Regions from separate parts of the Homo sapiens genome. Here region 1 is linked to region 2. A link is a contact called in ENCODE Hi-C or POLR2A ChIA-PET data. All regions are on one chromosome and are shown on one strand. The core of a region is the stretch at or near the end of the contact, and the rest is flanking DNA. Distances in the headings are between cores, read along the strand shown. Region 1 holds the start of BLCAP (BLCAP apoptosis inducing factor). Region 2 overlaps DLGAP4 (DLG associated protein 4).

Region 1 (7,150 bases), core at 1,498-3,997, 1.1 Mb after region 2:
CCCCATATCTTGGCAGGCCTCAAAACTGGGAGTTTCTGTGGTTTTCCACACTAAACCCACAGAATCATGAACATACCAACATGTGTTCTCCATGAAGGCTGACCCTCCCTTCGGAGCTTTTGAGGGGTATGCCCATAGCCCCACTGCCCTTCTTGATGCTCTAACCTCAGCCCAAGTGACAAGGTAGCAGATTTCAGGGAGGTAGGCCAAAGCAGCATGGTAAGAGCTGGCTGCTCTGGACACAGCACCTCTTGTGCCCCCACTTAGAGGACAAGAGGCTCCTGGTAGCCCCAGAGCTTTCCATATCATCTTGGCAAAGCCCTTTTCCTCCATCCGTCCATCAGCAGGGCTGTGAGTGTGGCAAGGTGAGATGACAGATTTCCAGGCAAGGGCTGCCCTGGTGGCCTGCACCTGCACGTGTGGGCTTCAATGTGCAATGTCCACTCCCCATTTGCATCCTCCACCCACAAAACTTCATGTTCTGGCAGCAAACTTAACCCACCAGAGAAGACAGTGCATTCACTTTCCATCCAGTGCAATGCCATGCAATGCCTAGATGGTCCAAACACACCTTGTTTATAAAATTTTTTCCACAAACTATACCATTAAACATTTTATTCTGATAGAGAGCAATGCGAAGAATTGAAAATGACTAGTGTTTTACTGCACAGCCCTTAGTCACAGTGCTGAACGTCCCCTTTGCCTAAACCATCATTGCTCCCAGAAGACTTTGCCCCCACAAGGCCAAGGACAGAGCAGATCGGTTGGGAAGGAATTGGGAATAGCTCTGTGGGACTCCAGCAACAGGTGAGAGACCCTTGAGACTAATACTCCAGGATGTTAGTTTCTTAGCCTAACGAACTGAAGTTAAGTCCAGAGGTGTTTAGGTACCATGACTTTTAGGGGTGCAGGGTGCTATGTGACACTGTTACCTTTATCTGTGGAATATTTGAATTGTCACTGAAGGAAGGGATGTCTGCTGTCAGGGAAGGGCAGGGGCAAGTTCCTTGAGCTTGGGCAACGGATTACTGTTGGATCGGGGAGCAGGTTTGCTGTGAGCCATTTACTAGATATCTATTTTGAAATGTGTATCTCCTCAGGAGCCAACACCCCAAAGGGAGATTCTGAATTTGCAGTTAACTTCCCCCCCCCACCGCCCCCACCCCCCCTCAGAGATTTAAACGTGTGCACTCATGCACATACACAAAACACTAGTCAAACAACAATCTCTTTTCCCCCCGGTAACCTCTGACTTCCTCTATATGCCCCAGAGACACGTTGTCACCATCTTCCCTGGGAGTGATCCTGTTTATCCTCCCCTCCCCGACTTGCCCTCCCACAGGGCCCATGCATGCCCCAGCAGGATCCAGATTCCTGAGCATTTCCAGAGCAGGAAGTCAGAGAGGCAGGCAACGCGTGGTTCTTGGTATATCGCACAGGGACAGGCTTGAAATGGAATGCATGTGTTTCAAAGATAGGAGAACAACAACAAAAAAAGACAGTCTAACCCAGATTCCTCTTTGAAACAACATATTACAGATTAAAGGTTAAACTGTTTTTGGCAGCAACTCTAACAAGACTAATTTCAGATATGGAATTGACCTGGTCACTGGAAACCGACCAGGCTTCCCGTGATCAAATCTTTTAACAGATTTGCTTGACATTAATTAGTCTCTGATTTAAAACAAACAAGCAAACAAGATCTAACACTTGGCATTAGCACTTAAGCTGGAACTTTTTTTTGGTCCCAGCTTTGGTGTTGCCGTCCAGAAGGCTGACGGGATGACTGGACCATGTCAGGCAGGGCAGAGAAGCCGTCCCCAACACACCAGTTCCCTGAAAGGGATAGACGATCCAAACCTATAAACAGAAAGGCTGTTTCTTTCCGAGGACAGACCCCAGTCTCCCAACATTCGGCGATGAAATGGGACACGGAGGCCTGGAAGGAAACTAAAGGAGATTTGGAAAGGGGAAGGAAAAAACAACTGTCCCCCATCCCCCATGCTTCCTTTCCAGGCCATTAGTGCGCCAGGCATTCCGTTCCTTCAGCTGCCCTTGAGGGCCACTCCCCACGTCTATAGAAGGAAAGGGAAGGGATGTCCACCCTTGATGTAAAGTTGGAGGGAGTAAGAAGCGCCCGCGACTCTTAGCAGAGCGTCAGCCTATCACCCCAGACACCGAAGCGGAGCCTCAGGAGACCCTCTCTCCCCTCACCCCCACGTCCCCCCACCTCCCCCCCAAAAAAGCAACTAAAGCAACGCAACTAAACTGATGGGGACAGAATGACAGGCCTCTCACAAGCTGGGCACCCTGCCGTGGAACCCGGGGCTGCAGAGATGGTGGTCGCGCTCCCAGCCCCGTGCCCCCGGCTCTGCCTGTCTCATCCTGCAAGGGCGCTGACCTTGGACAAGGCCAGAGCCAGCACCCAGGAGTACTATGACCCACCTCCGGGCTGGGAAGGGACCCCCCAAGGCCCAGGCTAGGTCCAATCACGGCAATCACCTGAAGCCGGACAGGGGCGCCCTGCCTTCCCGGGGTATGCGGAAGGAAAACCCCAGTGACGGGGACCCGGCGACGCCTAAGGTGACCCAGAAGGGACAATATGGCGGCGCGGCCGCATGGAGGGCCTCTCATCCCGCCCCAAGCAGGTTGACGCCACGGTACCTGCAAGCCCTGCCATGGCGCCGCCGCCACTGTCGCCGTCTGCCGCAGCCTGCCTCCACCTCAGCTCGCCACCGACGCCGCAGGAAGCCGGGGAGACGCCCCCTTAGTCTTCTAGTCGAGCCGGCCGAGGACCCATCCTGGGATCGGGCTGTCTACCGCAAACGCCTGATCACAAGGTCCGAAGTGGGGGCTCATCCTCGCCCCATTTCCCGTAAATATCAGCCACAGACCACCTTTGAGGACTTTGTATGCACTTTTACAAAACTCTGGGAGCCCCGAGATCTTCAAGCCCGAATAATTTTTATCAGGCGCAGTGTGGACAGCCCCGAAGCGCGGCCGGGTCCCCTCATGCATATGCAGCAGATTGTGATCCTTACTCCGTGAGCGCTGGGCGGGCCGGGTTGTGTTCATGTTGGTGAACCCGCTTCGTTCTTGCCCGCGTGGATGGTCCGTGGACTCCGGGAAAACCTTCTCGTGGCTCAAAGTCCACCCCCTCCCTAGCGTTTCATCATGCAGCCAAGGCTCAGGAGCTGAAAGGTCCGGGCTCAGAACTTGGGACTGCCTTGGGTCAGGCCTCGGCTCCCCCACTTGCCCCGTACCTTGGGCCAGCGAGCCCCTCGCCCACCCCGACCCGGCTTCTGTTGAAATGCCCACCTTAGGGCTTTTATGAGGCTTGAATGAGTCCGTGTAGTCATTTATTAGCTAATTAAGCATATTCCTTGGGCGCTTACTGTACCCAAGCGCAGTGCTAAGGGCAGGTAGAGTCGGTAACCTGGGTCTGTCCCTGACCTCAAGGCACTGCCAGTCTAATGGCGGGTAGGCGGGGAGACAGTCATATAATCACTGTATATTAGTGACTTTAATCAATACATAATTACACATCATGGGAAGTGCTGTGAGAAGAAGTAGAGAGTGTTAGGAGAAATTAATGGAGTACTAATGTAGGGAAAGGGTGGAACCTCCTTGGGAAGATGGCATTTAGGTTGAGAAACAAAGGACGATTAGGGTAAGAGTGAGAGGGGAAATGTTCTAGGCAGAAAGAACATTTGTCCCAGATCTGGAGCTGGGAAGCGGCAGAGTTGGGGTGAGGTGAGCACAGAAGAAAACAGGTCAGCTACATACTGAATTTGGCTTTTCTCTTGAGAGTCAGGGAAGCCATTTTCATCAGGAAGAGGATAGCAAATTAGGATTTCTGAAAGGCCACCCAGGCCGCATGGCTTGGAAAGCACTCAGGAGTGGGTGTAGGCAGACCAGTTAGGAGGTGGTTGCAGCTTTCCAGACAAAAGCCAATGCTGACTCAGACAGGGTGGTAGCTTGGGGAGGTGAAGGGAAGGGTGGAAGATTGGACTTGGGTGGATGTGGAGGCATTGGCAATAACTCCTCGCTAGGTTTTAGCCTTGAGTAAATGAAAGGGTAAAAGATTCCTTGACCAAGACAATAAAGCCTGAAAGAGGAACGGACTGAGGGGGAAGATCAAGTTCGGCTTTGAGAAGTTAAGTTTGAAATGTCGGGGCAACATGCAGGCAGAGAGGGTGAGTAGGCAGGTTTATGTGACACAGAAGCTGCGAACGGAGGCTGGGGCAGGAGATACATATTTGGGGGCCATCAATACAAAGGTCATGGTGCTGGGTGAGAACGCAAGTGAAAGAAGGTGGAGAGAAAAGAAGAGGAGGATCCGGGAAAGGAGACTAAGAAGCAGTGGCCAGTGGGGTAGAAAGAGGACCAAGTGAGTGTGGGTCCTAGAGAGGAGGTTTCAGGAAGGAGGGAGTGCTCAGTGGGGCTGATGCTGTTGAGAACAGAAATGGAGCCGTTGGGGTTTGGGAATAAAGAAGGTTGGTGGACTGTATCTTTTATGTTGCAAGTTAAACACACAACTACATCAAGTGGCTTAAAAAAATAAGTAGCCTGCCACTCAGTGGCTAGGCAGTGTCATCAAGGACTGAGGTTCATTTTATCTTCTGTCCTTGTGCTGGTTTATGCTCATGGCCACAAGATGGCTATCCAGTTCCTGAGGTCACATCCAAAGCAAGGAGATGTCCATTTCTCCTCCAGCTGAGACTCAAAACAGGCCTGAATGTGGCCTCCCACCATCCTGCTGCTTACAGGCTAAAGGATCAATGCATCCATGGCAGCCACACCCAGTATCCAACACTGAATGACAAGAGGAGTCTTGTAGTGGAAGCTCTTGTTTAGAAAAAGAGAGAGCTGGCTTTGCAGATGCCGCTGGGATCCCCATACTATCAGCCATGGTCAGCCCCACCTTGTTCTTTGACATCACTGTCGATGACGCGCCCTTAGGCCCCTACTCCTTCGAGCTGTTTGCAGACAAGATTCCAAAGACAGCAGAAAACTTTCGTGCTGTGAGCACTGGAGAGAAAGGATTTGGTTAAAAGGTTTCCTGCTTTCACAGAATTATTCCAGGATTTATATGTCAGGGTGGTGACTTCACATGCCATAATGGCACTGGTGGCAAGTCCATCTGTGGGGAGAAATCTGATGATGAGAACTTCATCCTAAAGCATACAGGTCCTGGCATCTTGTCCGTGGTAAATGCTGGACCCAACACAAACGGTTCCCAGTTTGTCATCTGCACTGCCAAGACTGAGTGGTTGGATGGCAAGCATGTAGTCTTTGGCAAGGTGAAAGAAGAAAGAAGGCATGAAGATCGTGGAGGCCATGGAGCGCTTTGGGTCCAGGAATGGCAAGACCAGCAAGAAGATCACCATTGCTGACTGTAGACAACTCCAATAAGTTTGACTTGTGTTTTATCTTCACCACCAGACCATTCCTTCTGTAGCTCAGGAGAGCACCCTTCCACCCCATTTGCTCCCAGTATCCTAGAATCTTTGTGCTCTCGCTGCAGTTCCCTTTGGGTTTCATGTTTTCCTTGTTCCCTTCCATGCCCAGGTGGATTGCAGAGTTTATGATTATGAAATAAAAACTAACAAAAAAAGAAAAAGAGAGCTGAATGTTGAGAGGCTGTGGAGCAACAAATTCTTGCAGTGCTGACGGCAGAGCAAATTGGTACAGCCACTTTGGAAAACCAGCATCTACAAAATCTAAACATACACCTATGCTGTGATCTAGAATTTCCACTCCTAGGTATGTACCCGAGAGAAATGAGTGCCTATGTTTACATGGAGACTTGTGCAAGAATGTTCATAGCAGACTTATTCATAGCTCAAATTGGAAATAGTTCAATGTCCATCACTGGAGAATGGATAAATTGTGGCATGTTCATGCAATGGAATACTGTGTTTTACATATAAAAGAACAAACTACTGTTACATGTAATAGCACCAGTTAATCTCACATATAGTATGTGGACTAAAAGAAGCCAGATACAAAACAGTACATACCATATGAATCCATTCATATAAAGCTCAACTAATCTATAGGGTTAGAAATCAAAATGGTAGTTACCTGGGTCAGGTCAGGAGTAGGGATGGGAAAGGAGCAAGAGGAGCTTTTCTGGGATGCTGGAAGGATTATATCTTCTTCTGGCTGGTGATTATGTAAGTGAAAATTCATCAAGTAAAAATTCACCATAAGACTAGGGGACTTCGGGAGGCAGAGGCTGCAGTGAGCCAAGATCGTGCCACTGCTCTCCAGTCTGGGCGACAGAATGAGACCCTGTTTCGGGGGAAAAAGAAAGAAAGAAAGAAAAAAGACTGGGGGCTTTATATACTTTACGTATGTTATACCTCAAGAAAAATAGAAGAAAGGGGCTGGGTGTGGTGGCTCACGCCTGTAATCCCAACACTTTGGGAGGCCAAGGCAGGTGGATCATGAGATCGGGAATTTGAGACCAGCCTGGCCAACATGGTGAAACCCTGTCTCTACTAAAAATATAAAAATTAGCTGGGTGTGGTGGCACGCGCCTGTAATCCCAGCTACCCGGGAGGCTGAGGCAGGAGAATCACTTGAACCTGGGAGGTGGAGGTTGCAGTGAGCCAAGATGGCACCACTGCACTCCAGCCTGGGCGACAGAGCGAGATTCCATCTCAAAAACAGAAACAAGAAAAATGGAAGAAAGGAAGGGGTCCTGCCATCCCATGGAATGTGACATGCTGCTAAACAAGGATCAGGTCTGTTTTGCGGGATACCACCTTCCAGTAACTTCAGGCTGAGTGTTAGCATGTACAAGGCCTCAGTGGCCAGCCCTTTCTCCCTGGGGCCCAGAAAACTGGGGAAGCTGAGGCAGGGCTTCTAATGCACATGGAACTCGCTCCTGCTCAGCTGGACCCTTTCCCCTCTGTCCTCAAGATTGCTCCACCTTCCCAGCTCAGTTCCAGGCTGTGGAAACACCATCAACACCGGCTTTGACTTGAGAGACCTGGAAGGTCATTCTGCCCTAAAATTTTGCTGAGCCAAACTCAACTTCCTACCAAGGCTTCCCCAACTTGCTCCCACCCACCAGACACCTGGAGTCACCCATGACTCCTGCTCCCTCTTGCTCCATACTCCTCAACTCTTGCCCATTGCT
Region 2 (7,249 bases), core at 4,735-7,234:
GATTCCAGCCAGACTGGGGAGCTCTTAGGGGAAGGACCCAGTACTGGAGTACAGTAGATGTTCCATAAATATCTTCTGGGACCCTAAAGCATCACCATCAGAAGGGACTGTTAAAATCTCCTAGCCCAAGGGTCTCAAATTTGGTAAAATACAAACACTGTTTGACACTGCCTGAGTTCTGTCCCAGGAATCTGCTTTTCTTTTTTGTTATTTTTTTATTTTGGAGACAGTGTCTCACTCTGTCACCCAAATTGGAGTGCCGTGGCAGGATCACAGCTCACTACAGCTTTGACCTCCTGGGCCCAAGCAATCCTCCCATCTCAGCTTCCTGAGTAGCTGAGGAGCCACAGGCACATGCCACCACACCCAGCTAATTTTTTAATTTTTGTGGAGGCAGGGTCTCCCTATGTTGCCCAGGCTGGTCTTTTTTTAATTAATTAATTAATTTTTTTTGAAACGGAGTTTCGCTCTTGTTGCCCAGGCTGGAGTGCAATGGCGCAATCTTGGCTCACCGCAACCTCCGCTTCCCAGGTTCAAGCGATTCACCTGCCTCAGCCTCTCAAGTAGCTGAGATTACAGACATGTGCCTCCATGCCCGGCTAATTTTGTATTTTTAGTAGAGACGGGATTTCTCCATATTGGTCAGGCTGGTCTTGAACTCCTGACCTCAGGTGATCCTCCCGCCTTGGCCTCCCAAAGTGCTGGGATTACAGGCGTGAGCCACCACACTCGGCCCAGAATCTGCTTTTCAGTTGGTGCCCCCAGTGATCTCTCTTCAGGGTGTCAATCACGGTCCACAGTTTGAAAAATCTTGCCTTGGTCCAGTTTCTCTCCAGGAAACAGATAGGGCTGGTGAGTCCCAGAGAGGGAAAGGGACTTGTTCAAGGTCACACAGGGAGTGTGTTATTAAATTTGGGAGGGTGGAAGTGGAATAATGATATTTCATCTTATGCTGTGTGTGCTGCCTTGGGTTGTCAGGGCCCATAACAAATGTACCTTGTTTTTTTCCTAAGTAAATCAACCTTGGCTCACGCCTGTAATCTCAACACTTTGGGAGGCCGAGGTGGGAGGATCGCTTGAGCCCAGGAGTTCAAGACCAGCCTGAGCAACAGAGACCTTGTCGCTACAAAAAATAAAAATAACCAACTTAAAGTGAATAGTACAGGCGTAGCATAAGTGACTGAGATAGGATGACCTTCAAAGTGCTTAGCACAGTGCCTGGATTCAAAACGGTTGGCTAACCCTCAATTCCGTTTATTATTTTTACACCTTAATGCAAAAACCATGACAGTGGTATTGGAAACACTATCATCTTCGCCAGTGCTCAAAATATTTTGATATGTCAAAAATTCTTTTCTCCATTTTTTGGAAAACAGATGCGAGAAAGGAAAGGACTTGCCTAGGTCACCCAGCAAGGCAGGTCATGAACAAGAGTTGGGTCTGCGTCTGGCAGACCTACCACAGGTGCGGCCTGGAGAGATGAGGCCCACAAGGCAGCGACAGGACCTGGATTCAGTGAGGAGAGGGGACTCGCGGGGTAGAAGCCAGGAACTGGGAAGGCGAGGAGGCGTGAAGGCACCACCTACTGCCAACCCGGCTCGAGCTGGTCACTTTGCCCTCCATGAGATCGTAGGTGTGCTTGTTGTTTTATTTTACGGGGGAGGAATGGAAGGCTCAGGGAAGTTGAATGCGGATGTTGTTCAAGATCACACAGGCCTCCAGAGGCGGAGCCGGGATTGGAACCCAATCTCTAGGACTCTGGGTTAGCAAAGCAAAGGGAGGATGCAGTGGCGAGGACAGCTAGATACACCTAGGGCGCAGAGCAGCCAGGACCAGAGGGCCAATCTGACTATGCAGGGGTGAGAGGGCCACCTCGGGCAGCTTCCTCGGAGCCTCGGTTCCCCCCTTACAGCGAGGTGTCGCTGGGGTGAACTGGTGGGAACTCCCGCCTCGGTCCACCTCCCGCACAGAGCATGCGTCGCGTTCCAGCTGGAACCGGTTTGGCGAGGCGGTTCGAGGGGCGGCGACCCCACCCCCACCCCCCCATGCTCGGGCATGCGCGTGCCGACGTGGGCGCGCGCTCCTTTCCTGGGCCGGCCGGCTGGGCGTGGGCCGGACGCGGCGGCCCGCGCGCCTGCCGACCAGCCCGGCTGCGCGCGCCGGGCCACATGCCAAGCGGGCTGCGCGCGCCCCTGCCCGGCCCGGGAGTCCCTGACGACGCGCGCGCGGCTGACGCGGGGGGCGGGGAGGGGCGGGGCAGGTGCGGGACTTTAACCCGGAGCCCCGCCCCTCGGGCGTACAAAACCGGAGCCTCGGGCCGGGCTGCGTGAGGGAGGAGGGTGAGTGCCCGCCGCTGGCCGCCGCCGCCGCCGCCAGTCCGTCCGTCTGTCCGGTCCACGTCGTCGCTGCCGCCTCCTCAGCCCGGACGCCCGGGGCCCGCCCAGCGCCGCCCGGAGCAGCCGCGGCCCCGCGAGGAGACGGGGGCCGCCCCGCCCGGCCCGGCCCGGCCCTGCCCCGCCCCCGCCCTCGCCCTCCTCCTCCTCCTCCTCCTCCCCGTCTGTCCGTCCGTCCGTCCGTCCGCCCGCCCGCCCGCCCGCCCGCGCTTCCGTCCTGTCCAGCCGCCAGTCCTCCAGCCCGTGTCCCCGCTCCGCCCGCTTTGTCTCTCCCCGGCTCGCTGTCTCTTTGTCTCTGCCCTCGCGCTCCTCCGCAGCCCCTCCCTCGCTCCCCATCTCGGGTCCCCTTCTCAGAGCGCTCTTCAGCCCTCAGAGCCGCCCTTTCTGGGCGACCCCACTCTTCGGGACTCCCCCTCAGAGCGCCCCCAGATCTTTTGGGGTTCCCCTTGAGAACACCTTCCACTCTCCCCAAGGGCTCCCCGTGAGTTTCTTGCACATCCTTTGGGGGTTCTGCACCCCAAGTCGCTGGGGTCTCGCCTCCTCTGAACCCCCATTGCCCCTGGGCTTTCCCTCTTCTGGGTGTTCCCCATATCCACTGGGAGCTCCTAGGTCCCAAGTTGGGGTCTTTCTCCTTGGGACCCCCCAATATGTCCTCAGCTCCCTGACTTCAGGAGCTCCTCTCTGCTTTCCCCTGGTTTGTCCCCTGTCGCTGTCTCTCCTTGTTCTCTCTCAGGTCTCCGAGCACCCCCACTTCTCGGGATCGGGGTCCCCTGCTTTGCTCTCCCTGCCCCTCTGTGCCCCCACATCTGTCTCGGTGGTCTCGCCACTCTGTGCCTCTTGCGCTGAAGGCCCCCCTTTGAGCCTGCTTCTTTGCCTGGGGCCCTTGGCCCCCCCTTGCTTTTTCAGCCCTAGCCCCCTGTCTCCCCTTCTCTCTGCTCCTTGTCTCCCTCTCCCTTTTTCTGTCTTTGCCGGGTCTCTGGGTCTCTGACCCCCATCCGGCCCTCATGGCTTTGTGTCTGGAGCTCTTGAAGCAATGTGAGTGGTGGGGTGTCCGGGTCGGGCCGGAGTTGGCCCGCAGGCTGGCCGCGGCCGAGGCTCCATGGGGTTGGCGCTGGGGCAAGGGCTGGCGCTAGGGCAAGGGGGCTCTGAGGCCTCCCACAAAGGGGGAAAGGAGGGAGGGGCCAGGCTGTCTGGCGGAGGAGGGAGTGGGGGGCCTTCCTGCTCTGAGGCTTCTGCTTTAGTTGCTTGAGTGTGTGGAGGGCACCACGGGCTGGGCATCCCTGCCCACTTGGCCCCGCATGGCCTGGCACTTTGTGATCGCTTGTGGGCAGGCCGGGCTATTTTGGAGCCGGCAGGATGTGATATCATTTGGACGTTTATTTAGCCCCGGCTGGGTGTGGGGGCTGCGTTCTTGCCAGCTTGAGTAATGAAATTTTGCAGGGGGGTGGGGGTGGGGTCAGCCTCCTAGGCAGCTAGGCTGTGGGGTTCATGGCCAGAACTTTGCAGAACACCAGAGTGGGCAAGTGAACAAAGGTCTGTGCTGCCTGGATCTTGCTGAGATTCGATTCAGGATGAGCAGGGAGAGGACTTCTTAATCTGACCACCCTGAGGATTGACTTTGGTAGTCTAACCTCTGGGGCCTTGGTTCTGCCAGCTTCAAGGTGTTGTAACCTTGAGCGAGACCCTTGTCCTCTCTGTCAGTTTCCCTATCTGTAAAAAGTGGATAATTGTGCTGGCCTCACACTGTTGTCATGATGATCAAATGAAACATCTGTAGACACGCTTTGTGAACTGTCAGCCTGTCTTTAAACAGCCCCATCGAGGGAGAGGAGCTTGCCCAAGGGTAAACAGCTGGCTGGCTCCTGCCAGAGCTGGGACAGGGATCCAGGACTAGGACATTACAGTCCAGGGCTCTTTAACCTCCTCCCCACTACCTGGTTATTCGAGAATGCACCTGCCCTTCCAATAGAGCAGGGAGACGGCTGTTTCTTAATTCAGGCCCCAATCCTGCTTGTTCTTTGTTAGTCCGTTTGTAAAGATAGATGGGCGTGCCCATCGGGATGTCTGTGCAGGGGGACAGTTGGATTTTCCATGTTCCATCCCATTGTTGTTTAAGGGTGGGCCCTGCTTGGACAGTGGCACTTGGAATAAAGTCACTTTGTAGTTGTGAGCCTTGGCTGCTTTTCCTGCTTCCCCTGTAGAGTAGGGGAACAAAGACCTCAGCCGAGAGAGGTTCTGCAGAGAGCTGGGGTTTGCTGTCAAGGAGCTTAGGATGTCCTAGAACTTTGGTGCAGGGAATGAGATCAGCTGTTCAAGCGCCTTGTCTTACAGATGAAGAGATGAGGCCCAGAAGGGCCAGGGACCCACAGAGGTTTGAGCCAGGACTTCTGGGTCCTGTTCCATGGCACTGCCTTTGAAGAAGTCACTGTCATGCTGTTATCACCTGCCCCTGGTGTATAATGACAATCTCTAACATCCTTTGACCTTTTTACTGTGTACGCTGTGCTTGGTGCTTTACTTCAGCTACTTGCAGTGGAAAAGAAGAAGGGCTTGGTGCCTGGCCTGGAAGTGAGGGGTGCAGGATCCCAGTTCCCACATCTCACCCACTTTTAGGGATGTCACTTTCCTTTGGGCTTCAGCTTCCTAATCCATAAAATGGGAATAACATTCCTTATCCTAAGACTGATTCTGAAATCATGGAATCCCTCAAGAATTGTGTGAGCAGCGGCTCACTCCTGTAATCCTAGCACTTTGGGAGGCCAAGGCAGGCAGGTCGCTTGAGCTCAGGAGTTCAAGACCAGCTTGGGCAACAAGACAAAACCCTGTTGCTCCAAAAAATACAAAAATTAGCTGGGTGTGGTGGCATGCGCTTGTATTCCCAGCTACTTGGAGGAGGCTGAGGCAGGAGGACAGCTTGAATCCAGAAGGTCAGGAGGTCGAGACTGCAGTGAGCTGAGATCATGCCACTGCACTCCAGCCTGGGTAACAAAATGAGACCCTGTCGACCGGGCGCGCTGGCTCACGCCTGTAATCCCAACACTTTGGGAGGCCGAGGCGGGCAGATCACTGGAGGTCAGGGGTTCGACATCAGCCTGGCCAACATGGTGAAACCCCGTCTCTACTGAAAATACAAAAATTAGCTGGGTGTGGTGGCACACGCCTGTAATCCCAGCTACTTGGGAGGCTGACGCAGGAGAATCATTTGAACCTGGGAAGCGGAGGTTGCAGTGAGCTGAGATTGCACCATTGCACTCCAGCATGGGTGACAAAAGCAAAACTCTGTCTCAAAAAAAAAAAAAGAAGAAACTGTTCCAGAGAGTAGAAACTCTGGGTTTCAGAACCACAAACGCCTGGTTTTAATCAGTCTCCATCATTCACTGCGTTTGTAATCTTGGGCAAATTATTTCTTTGAGCTTCAGTTTTCTTATCTGGACTCAAGATCTGTACTACAGGATTATGATGAGGATTAAATGAGATTATGTATTTTTTTTTAAATCTGGTGCACAGTAGGCACTTAATAAATGTGAACTTTCCCTTCCCAAAAACATCTGGGTGACTTTTCTCTTTGTAGGAACTAGACAGCCCAGTTCCCCCCCCATCCCCCCCACCCCCGCATGCCCTGTGGTTGGGGTTTAGATAACTAGGAAAGCACCTGTGGCTATTCTAATAGTAATAGGAGTGATCTTCTCATCTCTCCCAGGCTGTGTGAGGCATTGTGTAATCAGCCAGGCTCTTTCCCGACCATTGTTCTCCACCAACAGGCCTGGAAGTCGGAAGCCAGTGGAGTTCTCCCTGTTTCACAGGTGAATGAAAAATAGGGGGCCCAGAGAGAGACAAGGACCTGCTCAGGGGCCCACAGCCACAGCAGTGACAGGCAAACTTGTAGCCCAGGCCTCTTCTCCACAGCCCGCAGCGTTTCTCCAGGTTTATGGCTTCTGCCTGATAGCCTACCCCTCAGGCCGCCTTCCCTGGGTCTGTTCCCATCTGTTCTGGGAGGAGGGTTTTCTTGACATTTCCCCAGTCTCTGAGCTCATCTTGAATTTAAAAGGAGGCTATCTGGAGGCTGGGTGGGGACTGAGTCACCACCTCCCGTGGCTTTCTCATCCTGAGCAGCAACCAGACACACCCAGAGGGCCACTGCTGGAGACCTGCAGATTGTAAATGCCACACAGGCTTTCTTCCCAGAAGCTCAGATGGGCTCTTGCGGGAAGGCTGTCATCGTGGTTCTGTATGTATTTCTTCCTTCCCCTAGCCACTTTGAGAAGTTGTTGCCTGTCCTTTCCCGCTTCAGCCTTTATTAATGCTGTCCTCTTCCCCTATAGTGCCCTCTCTTCCCCTAGAGGCCCACACTGTCAAATGCCACCTCCCCCAGGAAGTTTGTCCTTGCTGGCTCTGGAGTCCCAGCAGGACTCCTGAGGATGCTTACGGCATGACCTTGGCAGGTCACGCCACCTTTCTGTGCCTCAGTTTTCTCATATATAAAATTTGGGTTTCTTGTCTTTATAAAGCTCCATCCCTAGACACTCTCATTTGGCAGGTCTTGGGGCAGGAATCACATGCCCCTAGGTTTTTAAACCAGCTCTCTAGAGGATGCTGGTGCTGAGAGCCTGTCGGCTGCAACCTGGGAAAAGCTGAACTGAGAGGACCCTGGTTTGCATGACAGCCTAGCTTGTTGCTGTGTGACCTTGGATTAGTCAGCTTTCTGTACCTCCGTTTTCCTCCCTATCAGATTGGGATGGAAATGAGAACTCGTGTAGTAACAGCCCCTCAATAAATGGCAGTCATCACCATCATCAGCTTTGTTTTGTGTGGGGATTGGTGGTTTTCAGAAGCAAGTCACCTTTCCCCTACTTGGT

The links. A loop is a pair of places that touch in the nucleus more often than their neighbours do. ChIA-PET counts read pairs that join two places held with the same protein, here RNA polymerase II (POLR2A). Pooled maps may share reads with other maps.
Region 1: a loop to region 2 is called in a map of CD8-positive, alpha-beta T cell, with 9 times the contacts of the local background. The contact joins the promoter of BLCAP here to the enhancer-like site in region 2. A Hi-C loop is called at or near these places in 3 of 168 maps with a recorded cell type or tissue (CD8-positive, alpha-beta T cell, gastrocnemius medialis and natural killer cell), 2 of 37 single-sample maps with no recorded cell type and 10 of 50 pooled maps. POLR2A ChIA-PET finds 5 or more read pairs at or near these places in 1 of 52 experiments (H1).

The regions. Positions count from the first base shown.
Region 1 is chr20:37,525,129-37,532,278 of GRCh38, forward strand. It overlaps BLCAP (BLCAP apoptosis inducing factor), which reads right to left and starts at 2,748. Exons shown (of 2, transcript NM_006698.4): 1 at 2,665-2,748. It also overlaps the pseudogene PPIAP3. RefSeq lists enhancers at 1,116-1,834, 2,552-3,269, 2,591-2,640, 2,731-3,040.
Region 2 is chr20:36,459,172-36,466,420 of GRCh38, forward strand. The region is part of intron 7 of DLGAP4 (DLG associated protein 4); the gene reads left to right. Among named protein-coding and RNA genes, the nearest start is that of MYL9, 79 kb to the right of the region's middle. RefSeq lists silencers at 1,756-2,338, 2,044-2,523, 6,335-6,629 and enhancers at 1,849-2,639, 2,640-3,430, 4,837-5,763, 5,764-6,689, 6,265-6,444. Within about 2 kb of position 5,985, at least 25 of the 41 ENCODE cell types and tissues checked have a DNase peak (open chromatin) inside an H3K27ac peak, as active enhancers do; they include CD8-positive, alpha-beta T cell, gastrocnemius medialis and natural killer cell, where a contact is called at or near this core.